Regions from separate parts of the Homo sapiens genome. Here region 2 is linked to region 1. Evidence: chromatin loops called from intact Hi-C (ENCODE). Cell type or tissue: dorsolateral prefrontal cortex. All regions are shown on one strand. Links, peaks and the distances in the headings refer to the core of each region. The heading gives the core; the rest is flanking DNA. Region 1 has its middle 12 kb from the start of TMEM243. Region 2 overlaps ELAPOR2 (endosome-lysosome associated apoptosis and autophagy regulator family member 2).

What was found. Peaks named below come from ENCODE experiments on the same cell type or tissue, not always from the same donor. Only the 100,000 strongest peaks of a DNase experiment are listed, where the experiment ranks them.
Region 2: a loop joins it to region 1, with 4 times the contacts of the local background. A loop is called at or near these places in 65 of 110 quality-filtered maps.

The regions. Positions count from the first base shown.
Region 1 is chr7:87,228,622-87,234,005 of GRCh38, forward strand. No RefSeq gene overlaps it. Among named protein-coding and RNA genes, the nearest start is that of TMEM243, 12 kb to the left of the region's middle. In dorsolateral prefrontal cortex, for the core only: no CTCF peak of the experiment used is centred there; a DNase peak (open chromatin) is centred at 2,840.
Region 2 is chr7:86,911,862-86,917,245 of GRCh38, forward strand. It overlaps ELAPOR2 (endosome-lysosome associated apoptosis and autophagy regulator family member 2), which reads right to left. Exons shown (of 22, transcript NM_001142749.3): 13 at 2,862-2,999; 14 at 1,080-1,343; 15 at 211-384. Among named protein-coding and RNA genes, the nearest start is that of GRM3-AS1, 110 kb to the left of the region's middle. In dorsolateral prefrontal cortex, for the core only: a CTCF peak has its summit at 2,818 (motif pointing right); no DNase peak of the experiment used is centred there.

The DNA of each region.
Region 1 (5,384 bases), core at 122-5,121:
AGAGATAATTTTTAGATGTTTTAATAATTGACTTGGCAGTGCTACTGAAGCAGATAAAATCTGCAGCACTGGTCTAGCAGCATACATTGCTGAAACACTGTTCTCAATTTGAAAGTGTAAAATTTGCCCAGAGAAATTAGAGAAATACATTCATTAAGTCAATCCTCTCAAATATGAGCAAATAGATTCTTGAGCAGATAAACAATTTCCTAAAGTTCCTACAATAACTTTTGGATTTTTCACATGTGTATTATTTTTAACTAATTAATTTCATGAGTCAGGAATTTGAAAATATTTAAGGACAGGTAAATAATTTTTCAGGTTTTGAACTATATTTCTTAAGAAAACTTAGGAAAAAGTAATGGAACTAATACCAGTTGTTATTTCATTATTTCATTCAAAATCTAGAATATTACTGATAATAATTTTGAGTAAATTATTTAAAATTCAGGCATACCTTTAGGAAATGTGTGTACCATACCCTGGCTGTTTTTTTTTTTTTCAGTTATTCATTTAGCCTTAGGAGTTTCCATTTCTTCATTGTAAAATGGGCACAATGGAATAGTTTTTCAAACCTCTCTGAGACTGACATCATGTGACTGTTTCACCACAAGAGAGAGGCCTAACATTAAAGGGGAGAAAGAAAAAACAAAATAAATGTAAATGTAGTTCACAGATGCAGGACAGTTATAGCTGTTTTTCATGTAATGATATTATTGGCCTTTATGTTTTAGACGGAGTGGTGGTTTAAAGTCTTTTTCACAAAGGTATTTTCTCTGTGATAATTTTAAACACAGCACGACACAAACACTGTACACACTCAAGCTTAAACCTGCCAGCCTTGATGTAGGTGACTTTCCCATACTATTTAAGTTGTTCTCTAAATAGACATAACAGTGGGGGTAGTAACACTTCTTTTCTTAGAATAATGCCACTCTAATTTTTTTAGGAAGACTAGACAGAAATACAATCTTATTGCTTAAACATCCAGCTTCACAGTGAAAAATAAATATCTGAAGAAGTTAATAATATTGCTTAACATATCTATGACATCTTTTTCTAATAATGGGCAATATATCAATTTAACCTTTCAAGTGTACAAATATGGGCAGGGTGTGGTGGTGCATCCCTATAATCCCAGTGCTTTGGAAGGCCAAGGCAGGAGGATCACTTGAGCCCAAGTGTTTGAGACCAGCCTGGACAACATAGGGAGACCCCACCTTGAGCCCAAGTGCTTGAGACCACCTGGGCAACATAGGGAGACCCCATTAACTAGGCATGGTGATGCGCACCTAAAGCCTTGGCTACTTGGGAGGCTAAGGTGGGAGAATCACTTGAACCCATGAGTTCAAGTGAGCTATGATCACACCACTTCATTCTAGCCTGGGTAACAGAGTAAGACCTTGTTGATGGCAAAGGCAGCCAATCTGGTGCACCCACTGCAAAGACGTCTACTGCAGCAGGGGAGGTTATCAGTCTGCAGGTAACTAGTGGGAGCCCAGCCCCTTTCTGAATTGGTGGGGCAGGAGCCCTGCCCTCCTGGGTGCAGCTGCAGCTGCCCAGCTGCAGCTGTGGACCTGGGCATCTCTGAACTCTTGGGGACCAAGGAAGACTCCTTCCCCCACAGGCTGGGAAGTGCCTGCTCCTGCTGCCTGGCCTCGCCCTCCTCCTGGCACCCTCTCTGATTTTGGAGCAAAGTTGAGGCCCAGCCCAGGCACTGTCATGACCCAACCAGGTGTGTGTGCACTCAGGGTGGTGCTAACATGCCAGCCCCCTGCCACCTTGGCCCCCTCTAGACTTTGGGTGCCTACCAGCATGGGAGGGAGGCTGATGGGGGCCACTGAGGGGAGCTCGGAAGAGGCCTGGAGGCTGCCCTCCTCACAAACAGACTGGGTGCTGTGGACAACATGATTGATGAAGGCAGGAGGCAGACAGGCTCCTGTGTGGAAAGGGGTGGTCCCCAGTGAAGCCCCACCTTCAAGTCAAGGATGGCCTGAAGCATGAGGGCTGGGCTGTCAGTTCCAGTGGAGTCAGCCAACTGGAGTGAGAGCTGGACACACCTTGGGGTGACCTGCCAGAGGAATGGAGCTACCCACTGTGGATCACCTCTCTGCTGAGAGCTGAACAGACATCAGGATGACCTGCCTGTGGATAGGAGCTACCCAGTCTAGATCTCCTCTCTGCTGAGGGCTACGCAGATGTCAGGACAACCTGCCAGCAGAAAGGAGCTAGCCACTCTGGGTCTTCTCTCCACTGAGAGCTGGACAGATGTCCAGACAACCTGCCTGCAGAAAGGAGCTGCTACCCACTTCGGGTCTCCTGAGAGCTGTTCTGTTGCTCAAGAAGCTCCTCTCTGCCTTGCTCACCCTCCAATTGTCTGTGCACCTCATTCTTCCTGTACATGGGACAAGAACTCGAGAGGGACTGAATGGCGGGACTGAAAGCGCTGTAACACAAACAGGGCTGAAATATGCCCCCATCCCCACTCACCATGTTGCCTAGGATGAGAAGGAGAAGAGCTGTGGCCCTTCGGGAACCCCAGACCTAGGGTGCTCCCTGAGCCAGGGCTGTGACACCCTCTTTGGGACTCTCCAGTTCCTAGTGTCTCCAAGCTTCTGGGTGCCACAGCATTCCCCTTGTCCAGACACAGGTGCCCACAGTGGAAGCTGTATATTGTACATCTGGTCCAGCCACAACCTCTCATGGAGCCGCCAGCCAACTGCAGCAGCCAGCGTGTCTGGCTGTGCATGGTGGCCAGACCCCATGCTTGCTTACCCACACACCACTCGCTGCTCCGCACCTGGCTCGCCTTTGGCAGTTGTGGGATGTGGGCCAGTAGTGCCAGCCAAGAGCAGCCTGCCAGGCCAAGGGGGCAGAACAAGCCCAGCAGTGCCAGCAATACTCAGGCAGAAGGCGCCGCTGGCCACAGAGGTTTCCAGCTGGCAAAGTGACAACTCAAGGATCCTGTGACATTTTCTTTAAAAATAAACAAATAAATAATGCAGAAAAATTAATCAAACAAAAACAAGAATGAAAACATTTTGTCATCATGACTTCTGACATTTTAGATAAAATAAACAGAACATCACAGAATAAGTTTGTCTAATTTGTTTCTCTCTCCAAGGAAGAAGTTTTGAGAGGCTTTATTTTTTCCTAAAGAAAAACATCAAGATTGAGAAGGAAAAAGCAAATAAATAGCAACCAGGACAAAGAAATTGTCTTGCAATCTGCCCTTCCAACAGTACACATTTTTCCTTCTTAGACAGTCATTTGCATTCTCCCCAGTGAAAACATTGGCACCACTATCCCTTGGCTGAGTTCCTTGACAATCCCTGCACTGAAGACATCTGTTACTGAAATAGATTAGGAAAATAAATAGATTAGGGAAAAGGTATTAAGTCTCAGAATATACAAAGGAAGAAATTTCATCTCTACCACCCAACATGGTGTTTTTCCACCTCAGACTCTAAAGAAAGAGATAACCAGAAACTCTGAATATCTAATGTAATTAACTTCTCCTGCCTACATGTCTTCTGTTGCCTCCTGTAATGGGTTGAATTGTGGCCTCCCAAAAGATATGTCCACCTAAAACCTGTGGCTGTAATTGTGTTAAAAAAAAAATCAGTGACACTTGTTAAAGCACAGCATGGAAAACTTTATCCAGAAACATCATGATTGGTATAGGGACTGCTACAATGGGGTCTTGCAGCAGCAGAGAGAGATTTGGCTCAACTCTGAATACAGAATAGGCAAGTGGGAATTTATAGCCAAGGAGTAAGGTGGGACTCAGTGCATGGAAAATTACTAAAAGGAAATATCAGATGGGCATTCTGGTTAAACCGGTGTCCTTGCTGAAGACACACCAGGGTGATCAGACATCACCTGGGGAATGATGGAGGATGAGGAACCCGATCAGCTACAGAGCATGATCAGATATGTAGGGGCTTTTAGCTATCCTGACCTAGCAGAGTTCTCTTCTACAACTGGATTTTACAAGGAAGTGCACAGATGAGCCTAGGAGAAGTGTCAGGAGCCTGACTAAAGTTTGGCCAAGCAGAGAATCTTTGTCAACTGCTCTGGATTGAATGTTTATGTCCTTCCCAAATTTATAAGTTGAAGCCCTATCCCCAATGTGATGGTATTTGAAAGTGGGGCCTTTAGGAGGTAATTAGATCATGAGGGTAGAACCTTCTTGAATGGGATTAGTACCCTTATAAGAAAATACATGAAAGATATTATCTCGGTCTCTCTCCCACATGAGGATAGAGCCAGAGGCAGCAATCTGCAAGCCAGGAATAAGTCCCTCACCAGAACCCAACCATACTGGTACCCTGATCTTGGACTTCCAGCTCCCAGAACTGTGAGGAATAAATGTTCATTGTTTAAGCCACCCGATTTATGTTATTTGTTATACCAGCCTGACCTGAGTAAGACAGTGAACGTATTTGGAGAGAAGGCTCTTTGCAGGTGTAGTTAACGATCTCGAGAGGAAATCATCTTGGATTGGGGTGGTCCCTAAGTCCAATGATTAGTGCCCTTTTAAGAGTAGGTGACCATATAGAGACACACAGAGAAGGCCATGTGAAAATGGGGTTGAGATTGGAGCATGGAAAGGATTATCCCTCAGAACTTCCTGAAGAAAACAACCATGACTACACTTTGATTTCAGACTTCTGACCTGCAGAACTGTGAGAGAATAAATAAATGTCTGTTGTTTGAAGCCACTAGTTTGTGGTAATTTGTTTCAGCAGCCCTAGGAAACTACAATTGTTCTACTGGGAACTGCTTTTCCCTTCATTAAAAATGTTTCAAGAATCTGTTAATGTTGACAAAGTTTTCTCCTGTTCACAGCCCCTAGAAAAACCACTTGTTCAAAAGTGAAAAGTGTTCTAAGAGAACGATTGCATACAGAATAGGAAACCTATCATCTGTATAGTATAAAACCTACCTATAAAATAAGAACACTGAATTTTTAATAGACCCCAGAACATTAGTGTCATACTTCAATGTCATCCTTAGACTATACACCTAAATCAAATTGCTACATTCATTCACTCACTCACCCTCTTGAAAGTCTTCTTTTGTATTCACCTTAGAACCTGTTGGCAAGTTACATGAGCAAGACAATTTCATTCATTTATAGTTACAACTCCAAGAATTATGATCCAATCTTTACTCTTAGAAAATTTAAGTTGCAGTGGCAGAAACAAATATTGAACTGGACCCCATTTTAAATTTAAAATATATGTATATTCCCAAAAGATGAAGAACTTTGTTGTTTTTTTTTTTTTTTTTTTTTGAGGCAGGGTCTCACTCTGTTGCCCAGGCTGCAGTGCAGTGATGAGATCACAACAGGCCTCGACCTTCCAGGCTCAGCTGATACT
Region 2 (5,384 bases), core at 62-5,061, 320 kb before region 1:
GATTTGATACACTGAGAACCAGACAAGGTTGCCCCTGGTGGAGAAATCTGCCAATATTCTAGGCAGCAATAGAGGATCTAAGCAATCAAACCTCAGTTTCTGACACTTGGTTGATATCCATAGAGAATTTATTGGTCCATTAACACAGAAAATATCAACTTGATCGGAGCTGAAATATAGGTCCATCTCACCTTGACAGCCAGAACTCACCTCATGCCCACATAAACTGATATTGAAGAAATGGAAGTATTTTGTTCCTTTGGAGGTGAAGCTGGGGCCATTCATTAATGAGCCCACACTGCTGAGGTTGCTAAAGTCATAGTGCAAACTCTGATTTTCTTTTTCATGGTAGAAAAAGCAGTCACTATAGCAAACCGAATGGTCCTTTGATTAAAGATAAAGAAACAATATAGCAGGAAAGAAAATATTAGCTGCTACTAAAATGTGTTTGAAAAAAGTTCTAGGTATAAAAACTATTCCAGTAATTTAGTCTTAGCTATAATATACTTTACCATACTAATATAAAGAATTTCTAAACTCTAACTAGATTTTTCTAAACAAAGTTCAGAAAATTCAGAATCTTTTAAAGACAGAGTAAAGTTATCCTCAAGTTTGTTCCTTGTAGAAAGGTATTTTAAGAAATAGCCAAAATTCTGTTACGTAAATTTAAACAGACAGTAAAAGTGCTTTGTCCTTCACTCATAATATGGCATCAATCTTTGCCATTCAAAATTATAAGAAACACTAGCTGTTCCCAGATGACTGCTATAGCCAGCCTATAGATAGGTAGTTTATTTGCTGTACCTAAACAATACACAAGAAATCAGTTTTAATATTTTGGAAAAGCATTCTTATTTGGGAGCTTTTAATATTTTATGTCACCAGTAACTAGTACTTTCATAGCATACAGTAAGTGTTTAATAAACGCAAGAAGGGAGAAAACAGAAATGGTAAGTAGAAAGTCTTATTTCAGAATAAATAGCAACCTCATAGCTCCCAGAGAAACATTAAGGAGAACGCTTGAATTTCTCTATTAAAATGTGCTTTCATGGGGATACCTGAAATGCAGACCCACTTACCTGATTGTTTTTACTCCCAGGCCCGCATGGAATACAAGCCTCTTTGCCATAGACCTGATGTATGGACAGGTAGGTGTCAGGTGGACATTCCTTGCACTGGTTGGTTTCTTTCTCAATGTAGTGGCCTGGAGGGCAGGGGACACACGATGAACCCGACTGTTCAGAACCGAGGGCACAGGCACGGCATGAGGACGCCACCCCATCAACTGCATTAGTGGCTGTGATAGAATAAATCTTCACCATGTCATTGATGAACCGTCTATTCTAAAAAAAAGAGCATAAAGTAATGACTTCTGCCTTGGGGCTTAGTTGTACAACCAGATTATGTCTTCTGTTGACATCATCAAAATAACTAAATAGAGTGTTCCAGCCTAATAGTTTGTAATTGACAATAGATTAATATCACTGCTATTTGGTTCTTCTTTTAAAAAATCTTAAATCTTGATACTAGAAACTAATTTCTGCAATAATATAGTTCCAGGAGTTTTGCCACAATTACTGTGAGATCTGTCACAATTAGTATAAATTAGGATGCAATTATAGACCTCATATCTAGAAGAACTAGTATAGTTTAAGAGAGGAACAGTTTTTATCTCCCATCATCATTTATTCACATCTTAGCCTAAATCAAATGATACAATAGGAGGTTGAAAGTGCGGCAGGGTAGAAATGCCTTGGAATGGGGATGAGAAAATCTTGGAAGACTAGGACCTCTAGTCATACACAAACATTAACTGTGCTAAATCAATGCAATCACACCATTTCATTGAGTCTTCCTTTCCTTCTCCAGTCCTTTCCCTAATCAACATACAGAAAAGATGTGGACTAGAGAGCAAAAACCTGGGTCTTATTATGTTTTTCCTCCTTGTAACACTGAGTCACTTTAAGGTCTGGTTTTAATTAAGCAGTTGGCGTCACTCTATCGGTACAGAGCAGTGTTACTCCAGACTACTTAATGCTTTTTGTCTGGGACAAAGATAAATGGAAGGCAAGGAAAGATTCCACAGCATGTTCACGCCCCACAGGATGGTTATCTTAACCTTCATAAGGAATAACTGGAGTCAAGTACAATCTGGGGAATTTATTCCCCACTGAAAGCCTGAAGAGAAGAAGAGAAAATGCCATACATTGCCACCATAGCATTACGGCCACTTTTGAACAAGTGGTTTATCTTGTTCTCACCTTGGGAAGGTTACATCTATAGAGATCCACAAAATAAGTCCTGCTACTATTGAAACATATGGTACAATGGATATACTTAGGGGAGGAATAGGTCTATTCTGGCAGGGAAAATAAAAGAAAGGAAATGATTTTGTGTGTTAACTCAATGGTGGGTACATACACATTCTCCAGGCTGTAAAAGGAAATATTACTGTAACAAAAAAATAAAATGACACTAGTTAATGGCTCTTAAACATTAGATGACTCAGATGAAGATGAAGAAAGTTGCCCATCTTCACAAAGCCTCAGAAAGCTTTAAAAACAAGTTATTTTTAGAGAACTGCAAAATTAGATTTTCCTTCTCATAAGTTTCCAAAAACTGTATTTGTTCAGAGTGAAGAACAATTCAAAGACATGTTGTTATTTTATTCCATACATTCTTACTCTCAAAAAATAAAAAATTATCATTTTATACCACTGAATCTATAACCAGATTATTCATTCCATATTTTTTAAAAAGCAGTCCTTTCTTCCAAATTTGAGTTATCACTTTGTATGCATCTCCACAAGGGGGCATCATTAGTGTGTTTAAAATTTTAAAAAAAAGTGCTTGGAACTTACATCTTGACCCTGATTAGTTCTCTGGAATGCCCATGTAAATGTAAAAGTTGCATTCTTGAAGATGATATGGGTGTAAGCTTGTTTTTCTTTGGTTCCACCCCACGATTCTACCACATTTGTACTTTTTCTATTAATATCCTGAAATATAGTGGAAAAACTATATTCAAATAAAGCACAAACTCAACATTAATATACCTGTGTATATATTACAAATGTATTCATATTTAAAGTAAACCCATTACAGTTTATGACTATTTACAAACAGAGCATGTAATCCCAGAACTCTTAAAACTTGCCTTCAAGTCTGCACAGGCACCTCACTCAGTAATCACAATATATCAACCACATTGTTCATATAACTTGAAAGAGGTCTCAAATCATAATATGTTTAAGGGTTGGGGTTTTTTTTGTTTTTATTTTCTATTTTTGTTTCATGTGTGTGATCTGGCTTGGGATATATACTTAGAAGAGGAAACATAACTCCTCAAACTTCTTACAATAAACTTCTAAAGTTATCATTGAATGGAAAGCCTTCAAATTTTTTATCTTTTTCCTTCAGAGATTCTGATAGGGAGCTCTTACATAGGAATTCCAAGTTCCCCTGAATTATACTTGCAAGTTCCAGGGTGACTTTATCCAAGTGCATGTTAAGCAGAATGTTATTTAATGTTCATGAAATCCTCTCTTGCTTATACTTGACTTCCAAAAGGTTTAATTTATATTTTATTTATTATTTATTTAACTAAATTCAAGATAATATTAAAATCACACAAATTTGTGATATTCCAACTGATATGCTGTCATTAACATGACTGGAAAGCAAATATTAATAAGTTGACCAGATAATGTAACATACATCTAATTTATATAAAAAGAAAACCAAGCCTAAACTCTGAATTTTCTAATTTTCCTGGCAGAAATCCTGATAGATCACTTAGGAATTTGGATGGGCTTCCATTAGTTATCTGGGATGCCGGCAATAAGGTTTCATGAGCTCAAGACAAGTCTCTTTGTTTTTCATCCTTTGATAATACAGGAATCAAACATGTGATAAAGTAACCAAATATGCTCTAAAGAGACACATCCTGAGTTCACACCACAGATAGGAATAACAGAAAATGCTCATCATACATTATAGAAATCCTCATGTAACCAAACAATGAAATCATCATTCCCAAAAAGCAGTTCATAATATATTGATGGTGCTTCATTAAACATCATTATGGGTTATAATAATTGAAATTTAATGCATTAGTGCACATAATATCACCTTACATTTGTGAAGCACTACATGATATTCAAAGCATTTTATATATTATTTGGTTTGAGATCTCCAAAAGTCCTGTGAGAAGATCATCACACAAAGAGGAAAGAAAATGGCAGACTTTGCCAAAAGCTGAAAGCTCTAGGATTGATTCCTCAATACAAATATCATAAGATCCCTACTCTCAGGGATGCCTGGTCAAGTGGGAGAGACAAAAACATAAATAAGTTCACATAATTAAAGCAGGGATTTTTCAAAGGGTTTTAGAAGCACACTGGAGAGAGTGGCTAACTTGACTGAAAGGAGTAAGAGAGAGCTTCTGAGAAAAGGTGAAGTTTGAGCTGCTACTGAAGTATGATTGGAGTTCATCAGACAAAACAGCAAAAGGAAAAATGTCATTCTAGCTTAGAGTGTCAACACATAGGGAATGAAAAAGTACAGAGTGTTCCACTAATACCAACAAATTCAGGTGACTAAAGAAAGGTGAGTCATAAAAGCAGGTTTGGAAACAGAGGCTGGGGAAAGAAAGAGCCATAAAGACGCCATGTTACAGAATTTGAAGTGTATTCAGAGGCTGTTGGTTCTTAAACTCTAAAGTATTTCAGAACCACCCACAATGCTTGCTAAAATACAGATTGCTGTGACCACAGAGTTTCTTATTCAGTAAGACTAAGCTGAGACCCAGAAATGTGCATTTCTAACAATTTCCAAGGGGACCCAGGTGGTGCTGGTCCAGGGTCCACACTTTAAGAATCACTGCTATAGGCCATAAAAAGCACCAAGGGAAGGGATAGCTTTGTTGTTCAAGCCTCTACTGTTGAATTTTGGGGTGTCTTCTTTGTTTTGTTTTTGAGACAGGGCCTGTTGCCCAGACTGCAGTGTAGTGGCATGATCATGTAGCTAGGATTAAAGCTCCCAAGTAGCTCAAAGTAGCTAGGATTAAAGGCATGCGCCATTGTGGCCAGCTAATTTTTTTTTTTTTTTTTTTTTTTTTTTTTGGGTAGAGATGGGGTTTTGCCATGTTGCCCAGGCTGCTCTCAAACACCTGGGCTCAAACAATCCACCCACCTCAGCTTCCCAAAGTGCTGGGATTACAGAACTGAGCCATCACGCCAGCCTCTACTGTTCCTTTTATGTTTAAGGATAATTTTAGTTGGGCGCGGTGACTCACACCTGTAATCCCAGCACTTTGGGAGGCCAAAATGGGCAGATGACCTGAGGTCAGGAGTTCAAGAACAGCCTGGCCAACATGGTGAAAC